2 separate regions of the Homo sapiens genome follow, and region 1 is linked to region 2. A link is a loop called in an ENCODE intact Hi-C map of the cell type or tissue named here. Cell type or tissue: thyroid gland. All regions are shown on one strand. Links, peaks and the distances in the headings refer to the core of each region. The heading gives the core; the rest is flanking DNA. Region 1 has its middle 24 kb from the start of LINC02130. Region 2 has its middle 28 kb from the start of MIR365A.

Region 1 (5,376 bases), core at 269-5,268, 57 kb before region 2:
CTATCATTCTCAGATTCGGGCTCAAGTCCTATGTCGGAGGACAGCTAGCCTTATGACCTTGGAAAGCCAGGGAAGTCTTCCAAGCCTGTTTCTCACCTTCGTAATAGGAATGGTAGATGACACGCATTACACATAGTGGATTCTTATTTGTGGTAAAGTCTCTGCAAACACTGAATTAGCGGATCTGGAGCCATTGCTCCTAGGGAGAAATACAGGTTAAGTTCTTACAAACCTCTGGTCACACATTTTCATCAACAGATCAATACCTAACCTGGTTTTATGAGTTTCTCTGTAGACACTTTATTTAATATATAAGTGATTCATTAACATCGAACATGTTGGCTGGGCGCAGTGGCTCATGCCTGTAATCCCAGTATTTTGGGAGGCTGAGGTGGGCAGATGGCTTGAGCTCAGGAGTTTGAGACCAGCCTGGCCAACACAGTGAAACCTCATCTCTACTAAAAATACAAAAATTAGCTGGGAGTGGTGGCGCGTGCCTGTAATCCCAGCTACTCGGGAGGCTGAGGCACGATAATCGCTTGAACCCGGGAGGCAGAGGTTGCAGTGAGCCGAGATTGTGCTGCTGTACTCCAGCCTGGCGACAGAGTGAGACTCTGTCAAAAAGAAAAATAGGCCAGGCGCAGTGGCTCATGCCTGTAATCCCAGCACTTTGGGAGGCTGAGGCGGGCGGATCACGAGGTCAGGAGATCGAGACCATCCTGGCTAACTTACACAGTGAAACCCCGTCTCTACTAAAAACACAAAAAATTAGCCGGGCATGGTGGCGGGCGCCTGTGGTCCCAGCTACTCTGGAGGCCGAGGCAGGAGAATAGCGTGAACCCGGGAGGTGGAGCTTGCAGTGAGCCGAGATCACACCACTGCACCCCAGCCTGGGCAACAGAGTGAGACTCTGTCTCAAAAAAAAAAAAAAAATAGAAAAGAAAAATAATTAAACACATACATGTCCATAGGCAACAGCACTAACGCATGCCTGAACAAACCCTCTCTAACACATGTGTTTTCTCTGTAACGTAGTCACTCCTGCCTTGCTCTCACTGCACACGGGGGTCATTCTTAACATCGACACGACCGCAGAAAGCACAAAAATGGGAAAAATTTGGCACTAAGTAGACCATGAAAAGGATACTTGTTTGCGATGTGAGAGCTGAGATCGGAAGGCAGTGTGAGATCTTCTGAAACCTCAGCTGGGAACATGCCCCTCAGACAGTGGAAATTTTTTTGCCACTTGCACATGTCTGTGAATGACCTTGAAAGTACCTCGAGTGTTGATTTTTGAGGTTACAAATACATTCTAATAAGTAGGTGAACTTGCAAATGCAGAATCCACAAATAATGGGGATTGAGTCTGTGTCTGTAAAAATTTGTGCTCAGTCATTAGCTGAAAGCACCCTATGGAAAGGTGATTTGGATTTTTTCTACATATAAGAAAAATCTTTTTTTTTTTGAGATGGAGTTTTGTTCTTGTCGCCCAGGCTGGAGTGCAATGGTGCAGTCCTGGCTCACTGCAACCTCTGCATCCCAGATTCAAGCAATTCTCCTGCCTCAGCCTTCCAAGAAACTGGGATTACAGGCACCTGCCACCACGCCTGGCTAATTTTTTTGTATTTTTAGTAGAGACAGGGTTTTACCATGTTGGCCAGGCTTGTCTCGAACTCCTGACCTCAGGTAATCTGCCAGCCTCGGCCTCCTAAAGTGCTGGGATTACAGGCGTGAGCCACTGTGCTGGCCCAAATAAGAAAACTCTAAGGCCGGGTGCAGTGGCTCACGCATGTAATCCCAGCACTTTGGGAGGCTGAGGCAGGTGGATCACGAGGTCCGGAGATCGAGATCATCCTGGTTAACACAGTGAAACCCCGTCTCTACTAAAAATAATAAAAAAATTAGCCGGGCGTGGTGGAGGGCGCCTGTAATCCCAGCTACTCGGCAGGCTGAGGCAGGAGAATGGCATGAACCTGGGAGGTGGAGCTTGCAGTGAGCCGAGATTGTGCCACTGTACTCCCGCCTGGGTGACAGAGCGAGACTCCATCTCAAAAAAAAAAAAAAAAAAAAAAAGAAAAAGAAAAGAAAAATCTATGCCACTTTTGAGAACTTGCTTTGTGCCTGTCTGAGCTAAGCTCTTCAAGGCCTTATCTCACTTAATCCTCACAAGGGTTCTATGAGTTTGGTACTGTTATTATCCCTGTGTTACAGATAAGACACAGAGAGGTTAAGTAACCTGCCTATCATCACACAGCCAGCACATAAAACTCGAACCTGGGCAACCAGACACCACGCACACAACACCCCTGGTACAGGCCTGGCATAGAGTGTTGTTAATAGGCTGGTGTATTTTGAGCAGTGATTGGACCCAGGCTTGTGTGGATTCAAAGGCCACCACACCGTGGAAGATGACTGTGGGGAGAGTTTTTGTTTTGCTTCATTTTGTCTTTTTTTTTTCTTTTTTTAATAGATAGTCTCTATCACCCAGGCTGAACTGCTGAGGCATGATCTAGCTCACTGCAGCCTTGAACATGTGGGCTCAATCAATGCTCCCAACTCAGCCTCCCAGGTAATTGGGACTATACACATGTACCACCACGCCCAGCTAATTTTTGTATTTTTAGTAGAGGTGGGGTTTTACCGTGTTGGCCAGGCTGGTTTCCAACTCCTGACCTCAAGTGATCTGCCCGCCTCGGCCTCCCAAAGTTCTGGGATTACAGGTGTGAGCCACTGCACCGGCCAAGAAGGAGACTTCTTTAGATCATTCACTTGTTCATTTATTCAGTTAATCTGTGATCTGAGTACCCTGTGTGTGCCAGATCCAGGACTTGGGACATGGAGGACAATCTACAAGCAGGTCCTGCCCTCAAGGGGCTCCTAGTCCATGGGAGACAAACACCGAACAACCACAGGTCCACATGAAGACCAGATTGCAACTGTGATGAGTGCTACCAAGAAGGGAGGAACCACATGTGCCCAGCTCCAGGGGCCACGTCACAAGGGTTCTGGCCCCATTGTGGCAATCCCTTTCCCTTTCCTGGACATTAGTATCTCAGCTTCTCTTGTAGTTAGAAGCAGTTGGCCGGGTGCGGTGGCTCACGCCTGTAATCCCAGCACTTTGGGAGGCCAAGGTGGCTGGATCTCGAGGTCAGGAGGTCAAGACCATCCTGACTAACACGGTGAAACCCCGTCTCTACCAAAAATACAAAAAATTAGCCAGGCGTGGTGGAGGGCGCCTGTAGTCCCAGCTACTCGGCAGGCTGAGGCAGGAGAATGGCTTGAACCCGGGAGGCGGAGCTTGCAGTGAGCCGAGATCACACCACTGCACTCCAGCCTGGGCACCAGAGCGAGACTCCGTCTCAAAAAAAAAAAAAAAGAAAAAGAAGTGGACATGTGGGCTGGGCATCGTGGCTCACGCCTGTAATTCCAGCACTTTGAGAAGCCGAGGTGGGCAGAGCATTTGAGGTCAGGAGTTTGAGACCAGCCTGAGCAACATGATGAAACCCTGTCTCTACCAAAAAAAAAAAAAAAAAAAAAAAAATTAGCCGGGTATGGTGGCACATGCCTGTAATCCCAACTACTCAGGAGGCTGAGGCAGGAGAATTGCTTGAACTCGGGAGGCAGAGGTTGGAGTGAGCTGAGATCGTGCCACTGTACTCCAGCCTGGGTGACAGAGGGAGACCCTGTCTCAAAAGAGAAGTGGCCATGTGATCCAGCTCTGGCCAATGCAAGGGATAGACACTTCTTCCGTCTCTTTTTGCCTTGAACTAGGATGTGACAGCATTCAGGCTGGAGATGGAAAGCAAACACACAAGGGTGGCAGACTGAGAAGACAGGAGGAACCTGGATGCTTTTTAAAAAAATTTATTTTTGTGGAGACAGGATCTTGCTATGTTGCCCAGGGTGGTCTTGAACTCCTGGGCTTAAGGGAGCCTCTCACCTTGGCTTCCCAAGGTGTTGGGATTACAGGTGTCAGCCACTGCGCAGCCAGAACTTGGATCCTTGATGCCAAAGAGCTGCAGTGCTAACTTCCAACCTTCGTGTCAAATATGGCCACTGTCTGCAGCTTTAAGTCACTGCCAGGTGGATTTCCTGTGACTTGTGGCCGAGGGCACTCCTGACTTAGCCGCCCTGAGGACCAGCTGTTGAGGTTGGGGCCTGTACCATGGGGAGTTCACCAGGGCCCAGAATGGGATCCCACAGCCTCTGACTCCTCATTCAGAATTTGCTCTGCTCTGCCCACTCTTTCCCAAAACTTGGGCCTTGGTTAAGCTGGGTTCTGCTTCTGTATGTGAACACTGCTGCCTCGCCCCTCAGGTACGGGGATTCCAAACTGCAGTCCCTCCTCAGCCTCCTGCACCACCATGTCCCCACCATAGGTGCTGCTTGCTCTCCTTTCAGCTGACCCCCGGCCCCATTCTTCTTACAGTAAACTTGTTTACAGAGGAGGCTTTCCATCACCATCAGTGACAAGCCAGTATCACTTGCCATAAAACAAGGCCATTGTTCCATTTTCCCCTCTCTGAAATGGGGATTATAATATTTTGCTGTGTTTGGTGTATGAAAATGCTTAGAACAGTGTATAGCTTTTAGTAAGTGCTCAATAAAGGTTTGTTGTCACTGTTACTCCTGAATAAGAAGGTCATTGTAAATACAAAGAAATACACACATGTAAACAAATACTATGGTGGACCATATGAAATCATCATCTGACCGTTTTCAAGCTATAATCACAGCAATTGTATTTGGTTTAACTATGTATATGTACATATAAAGTATAATAGCTGAGTTCAGTGGCTCACGCCTGTAATCCCAGCACTTTGGGAGGCCAAGGCAGGAGGATTGCTTGAGTCCAGGAGTTCAAGATCAGCCTGTGCAACATAGCGAGACATGATCTCTATAAAAAATTTTTTTTTTAAATTAGCCGGGGATGGTGGTGTGCACCTATAGTCCCAGCTACTTGGGAGGCTGAAGTGGGAGAATTGCTTGAGCCCGGGAGCTCGAGGCTGTAGTGAGGTATGATTGCACCGCTGTACTCTAGCCTGGACAACAGAGCAAGACCCTGTCTCAAGAAAACAAATAACAAAGGCTGAGCATGGTGGCTTATGCCTGTAATCTCAACACTTTGGGAGGCAAAGGTGGATGGATCACCTGAGGTCAGGAGTCCAAGACCAGCCTGGCTAAAACGGTGAAACCCCATCTCTACTAAAAATACAAAAATTAGCCAGGCGTGGTCATGAGCACCTGTAATCCCACCTACTTGGGAGGCCGAGGCAGGGGAATCGCTTGAACCCGGGAGGTGGAGGTTGCAGTGAGCCGAGATCGCGCCACTGCACTCTGGCCTGGGCAAAAAGAGGGAGACTCCGTCTCAAAAAT
Region 2 (5,376 bases), core at 272-5,271:
TGTTCTTCCTTGGGGACATGGCCTGTGCAGTTCCTTTTACCCAGATATTTTTCCTGCAACTCTTTGTATGTTTCATTCTTGTAGACCCAGCTTAGACATTGTCTTCTTAGAGCAATCTTTCCTGATCACATGATCTAAAGTTATTCTACTCATAAATTTCTCTCCTCAGTACCTATTGGTTTCTTTCTCAATACTCTGTGTATTTTGTAATTGTTTGGTTGTTGATTTACTTTTGTCTGTCTTATTCCTGAAATGTCAAGCTTCATGAGATCACAGACCATGTCTGTTGCTCACTGCCACATGCCTCACACCTTGTATGGTGACTGTCACATGGTAGGTGTGCAGCAATTGATTGTTGTATAAATAAAACATTGACGTTAGTGTCTAGGGAACCCACCCCGGGACATACCTCTCTTCACATGGATGACTTGGCAGGGTATTTGTTGGTAATCAGGGACACTATCCTCTTCATCTCTGTGACCACAGTCTCTGCCTCTGAGAGGCCCAGATCCTAGGATGGGAGACCTGGGTTAAAATCCTGGCTTGGCCTCTTATAATGTGTTTGGTCATCTTTGCTGCATAACAAACAATCCCCAAAATGTAGTGACTTAAAAGAATAACTTACTTTTCTACAGAAGTTAGCTGGGCATGGTGGTGGGTGCCTGTAATCCCAGCTACTCGGGAGGCTGAGGCAGGAGAATCGCTTGAACCCAGGAGGCAGAGGTTGCAGTGAGCCAAGATCGTGCCACCGCACTCCAGCCTGGTGACAGAGTGAGACTCTGTCTCAAAAAAAAAAAAAGAATATATTTTTCAGGCTGGCTGCTTCCTCTGACTTCACTCATGGCCTGCAGTCAGCTGGGGGTTACTGGGCTAGAGGGTCCAAGATGGCCTCCCTCACATGTGTGGCCGTTGGCTCTGGCTGTTGGCTGGGTTGCCTCAGTTCTCCTTCATGTGACCTCTCGCCTTCCAACAGGAAAGACCAGCTTCCTTACATGGAAGCCTTGGGTAAGCATTCCACGTCAGTTCACAAAGAAGCTTCGAGGCTCCCTGAAGCCTGTTCTCAGGACTTGCATAACACTACCTCTGGCATATTCTATCAGTTGAAGTAAGTCAAGAGGACAGCCTGTATTTAGGGGAATGGAGAAATAGACTTCACCTCCTTGTGAGAGGAGCCACAGGGAATTTCTGGCCATATTTAATCTACCACAGTAGGCTGTGAAGTCTGGGGCCAGCCACTTACCCTCTCGGTGCCTTACTTTCTTCCTCTGTAAACTGGGTCTTTTGGCATCTATCTCATAGAATTGTTTGTGAAAATTAAACAGATGATGTTTCCAAAGTGCTTAGTGTAGAAACCTGTTTCTTAGAAAGTACCTAGTTGATAGGAACCACTGCTATTATTGCTATTATTAATATTACTGTCATAATTATATTGAGAACTTAGCAAATTGATGGATGGATAGATGGGTGGATAGACAGGTAGATGGATGGATAGGCTGGGTGGATGGATGGATGAGTAGGGAGGTGGGTGGATGGATGGGTGGGTTTAGGGGTAGATAGATGGATGAATGGATAGGTGGGTGGATGGGTGGATGGATGGATGGGCTTGGGGGTTGATGGATGGGTGAATGGATAGGTGGGTGGATGTGTGGATGGATGGATGGATAGGTGGGTGGATGGATGGATGGATGGATAGGTGGGTAGGTGGATGGATGGGTAGGTAGATGGGTGGATGGATGGGTAGGTGGATGGGTGGATGGATGGGTAGGTGGGTGGATGGATGAATGGATAGGTGGGTGGATGGAAGGGTAGATGGATGGATGGATAGGTGGGTGGATGGATGAATGGGTAGGTGGGTGGATGGGGTAGATGGATGGACAGATAGGTGAGTGGATGGATGGATAGGTGAGTGGATGGATGGATGGGTAGGTGGATTGATGAATGGGTAGGTGGATGAATAGGTAGGTGGATGGGTAGATAAATGGATGGATGGATAGGCAGACAAATGGATGCATGGATTGACAAATGGCTTTTGATGTTCAAACAACATGTAGCCCCACTGACTTATCTGTTAATGATAAGTCATCTTATTTCATGGGGTTTAGAATAAACAGTAGCTCTCTGCTGTTGAGTTCAAACACCCTTGATTTCTAAAGAGACCTGACCTCTCACTTAGTTTACTTTTTCATCACCTGTGTTTGTGTGGGAAGAGGGGTGGCGGGGGCGGCGGTGGGGGTGAGTGTCAGGCAGTTCTACTGCAGGCTTTGTGTTTGGGAAATATGCGAGCTTGTGCGAGCACCCCTCTCACTCACACATGCGCTCTCCTCCACAGCCTTAGTTAAACGTCACCAGACTCTAACTGTGAAAAACAGCCAAGCTTGCCACTGCAGAGTTCAGCAGCAAAAGGAGTTTGCCGATACACATCCCTACGGGCTGGGGCCAAGTGCGGCCAGTGTGGGCAGCTGTGAGGGGCAGCCCTGCTGGCTCCTGCACGGTAGAGGCCACCTCCTCCCAGGTCCTGAGGCACAGAGCCCAGGCCTGGCATGCAGCACACACACTATGAGCATGTGCACTTTTTGCTACTCTTGTCGTCTCTGTATCCCCAGCATAGGGAACCGTGCCTGGGAGACACTAGTAAATATTTTCAGAATAAACGATGGCATGGCTGAGCACGCGGGGAGCTGTGTCTTCCCCAGCTCTCGGGCTTGAAGACTTTGTGCCCGAAAGCTGGGTGGGACTAAGGGGCTGACGGCAGGATTCTCAAACATCCCCAGAGGCAAATGTGTGCCTTCATATCCTAAAACCCAACCAGGCAGGGCGCAGTGGCTCATGCCTGTAATCCCAACACTTTGGGAGGTAAAGGCGGGAGGATCGCTTGAGGTCAGAAGTTTGAGACCAGCCTGGGCAGCAGAGCGAGATCTTGTCTTTACAAAAATAAAAATAAAAAAATTAGCCAGGCGTAGTGGCACATGCCTGTGGTCTGAGCTACTCGGGAAGCTGAGGCAGGAGGATCGCTTGAGCCCAGGGGGTTGAGGCTGCAGTGAGCTATGACTGTGCCATTCCATTCCAGCCTAGGTGACAAAATAAGACTCTGTCTCAAAAAATAATAATAGGCCAGGTGCAGTGGCTCATGCCTGTAATCCCAGCACTTTGGGAGGCCGAGGCGGGCAGATCACGAGGTCAGGAGATCAAGACCATCCTGGCTAACACGGTGAAATCCCGTCTCTACCAAAAATTAGCTGGGCGTTGTGGTGGGCACCTGTAGTCCCAGCTACTCGGGAGGCTGAGGTGGGAGAATGGCATGAACCCGGGAGGTGGAGCTTGCAGTCAGCTGAGATTGCGCCACTGCATTCTAGCCTGGGTGACAGAGTGAGACTCCGTCTCAAAAAAAAATTAATAGTAATAATAATAATAATAATAATAATAATAATAATAATAATAAAACCCAACCTGTCCCAGCAAGGCAGTGTGATCAGATTCACATTTTGAAACAGTTCCTCTGGGTGTGGTGGGGAGCTAGGTTGGAGGAGAGGGGCAAGAGTGGCTATAGGAGAACCAGGAGAGATGCACTTCTAGAAGGCCAGGGAGGAATGAGGGCGGCCTGGTTATGGGTGGGGACATGAATGGGACGGGGAGAGAAGCTGCTGCGAGGGCTGCCAAGGAAATTGATGGGCAGGACTTAGTGAGGCTGGGATGTGGGAGAGAGGGAAACTGGAGGGGTCAGAGATGGTACCTGGTGTCTTTTTTTTTTTTTTTTTTTTTTTCAGAAGGAGTCTCACTCTGTCACCCAGGCTGGAGTGCAATGGCATGGTTTCGGCTCACTGCAACACCTGCCTCCCATGTTTAAGTCATTCTCCCACCTCAGCCTCTCAAGTAGCTGGGACTACAGGCGCGTGCCACCACACCCAGCTAATTTTTGTATTTTTAGTAGAGACAGGGTTATATTATGGGAGGCCCACCTCGGCCTCCCAAAGTGCTGGGATTACAGGAGTGAGCCACCGTGCCCGGCTGGTACCTGGTTTCTAGTTAGCATCTCTAGAGTGGCAGATGAGGGACCTCAGAGGGAAATCAGTTTCGGGGGAGGCTCTTGAATTCAGTTTTGGACAAGTTGAATTTGAGGAGCCACAGACACTAAAGAATTAGCCCAGGTTTGAACTCCTGAGAACACAGTGACCATGTTACCTGGGCAAGCCTCCCTTACCCTTCTGAGCCTCAGTTTCCCCAGGTGCAAAATGGAGTGCCTCACCAGGTAATTGTGAAGACCCTATGCAGGAATATAAGCAAACTGCCTGCCTTAGAGCCAAGGCACCATGCAGAGAAGCTATGTAACCCCATTACTTAGCACTCTTCAGCAAGAAGCAACAGACACAAAGGTAAACTGGCTTAAGCAGTAAAAGAATTTACTATTCCTGTAACTGTCAAATCCAGGAAGTAGATCTGGCTTCCTCTACAGGTGCATCTAAGGCTCAAGCATTGTCATAGGGACTGCATATCTTTGGGGGCTTCTTATATTTCTCAGGCACCTTCCATATGTGTTCCCAATGGGCACCAGCTTAGCAACGGTAGGGTTGGGGAGTCTTTTCCTATCTGGCAAAAAAAGTCTCAGGGAAGATTCTGATTGGCCCAGCTTTGTCATGTGCTCATCACAGAGCCAATCACAGTAGCCAGGCCCGGGTCACATGACTTTCTGCTCCTAGAAGACGGCAGCAGGCAAGTGGAACCAACAGTGCAGCAGCTGTCAGGTTCCCAGCTGGTCCAGTGGGAGTTTTAGGATGGGAACAGATGAGAATATGGTTTGTGGTGTACAGTAGAAACTCAGTTCATGGTGATGGTTTTCATTATGATTCTGGAGGTAGATCACCAAATGGCCCTCCATTTGGGTGTTTTAAAGTCCTTTACAAATATGACCTTCACCCCTAAAATCCTAAGTTCAGAGGTATCATCAGCCTCCTCCAGATAGTCTGTCAACATGCTTGGGAGATGGATGTGAGAGGTCAGTCCTGGGGGGCTTGCGGCACCCTTTCTGCAGCAGTGTTGGGGGTCACATTGTCTGTGGTGAGCCATGAATGTGCTCTGAGCATCCCTGTCACTGACCCTAACCAGGAGACCCAGGGACTCCCCACGCCTCCTAGGGAAAGTCCAAGGCGTCTGGTGTCGCCCAACAGCCAAATCAAGAAAACAGGTTCTGCAGAGTTAGGCAAAGACCTTTGCGGTTCATAATGTCAGCGAGAAAATTCCAAAACCTCTGAGCGAGCTGTAGTGTGGACGCTCCTTTCAACAACCTGGTTCTGATTGGAGCTGCCTGGTAACTCCCTGCCAATTAGCAGCCATGCTGCGGAAACCTGGAACTTTATAGCTTAGCAACGAGAAATCTGGAAG

Evidence for each region. Hi-C counts contacts between places; a loop is a spot of excess contacts. Peaks named below come from ENCODE experiments on the same cell type or tissue, not always from the same donor. Only the 100,000 strongest peaks of a DNase experiment are listed, where the experiment ranks them.
Region 1: a loop joins it to region 2, with 4 times the contacts of the local background. A loop is called at or near these places in 5 of 110 quality-filtered maps.

The regions. Positions count from the first base shown.
Region 1 is chr16:14,391,913-14,397,288 of GRCh38, reverse strand. No RefSeq gene overlaps it. Among named protein-coding and RNA genes, the nearest start is that of LINC02130, 24 kb to the right of the region's middle. RefSeq lists an enhancer at 3,452-3,951. In thyroid gland, for the core only: no CTCF peak of the experiment used is centred there; no DNase peak of the experiment used is centred there.
Region 2 is chr16:14,334,805-14,340,180 of GRCh38, reverse strand. No RefSeq gene overlaps it. Among named protein-coding and RNA genes, the nearest start is that of MIR365A, 28 kb to the right of the region's middle. In thyroid gland, for the core only: no CTCF peak of the experiment used is centred there; a DNase peak (open chromatin) is centred at 2,350; H3K27ac peaks cover 1,055 bases.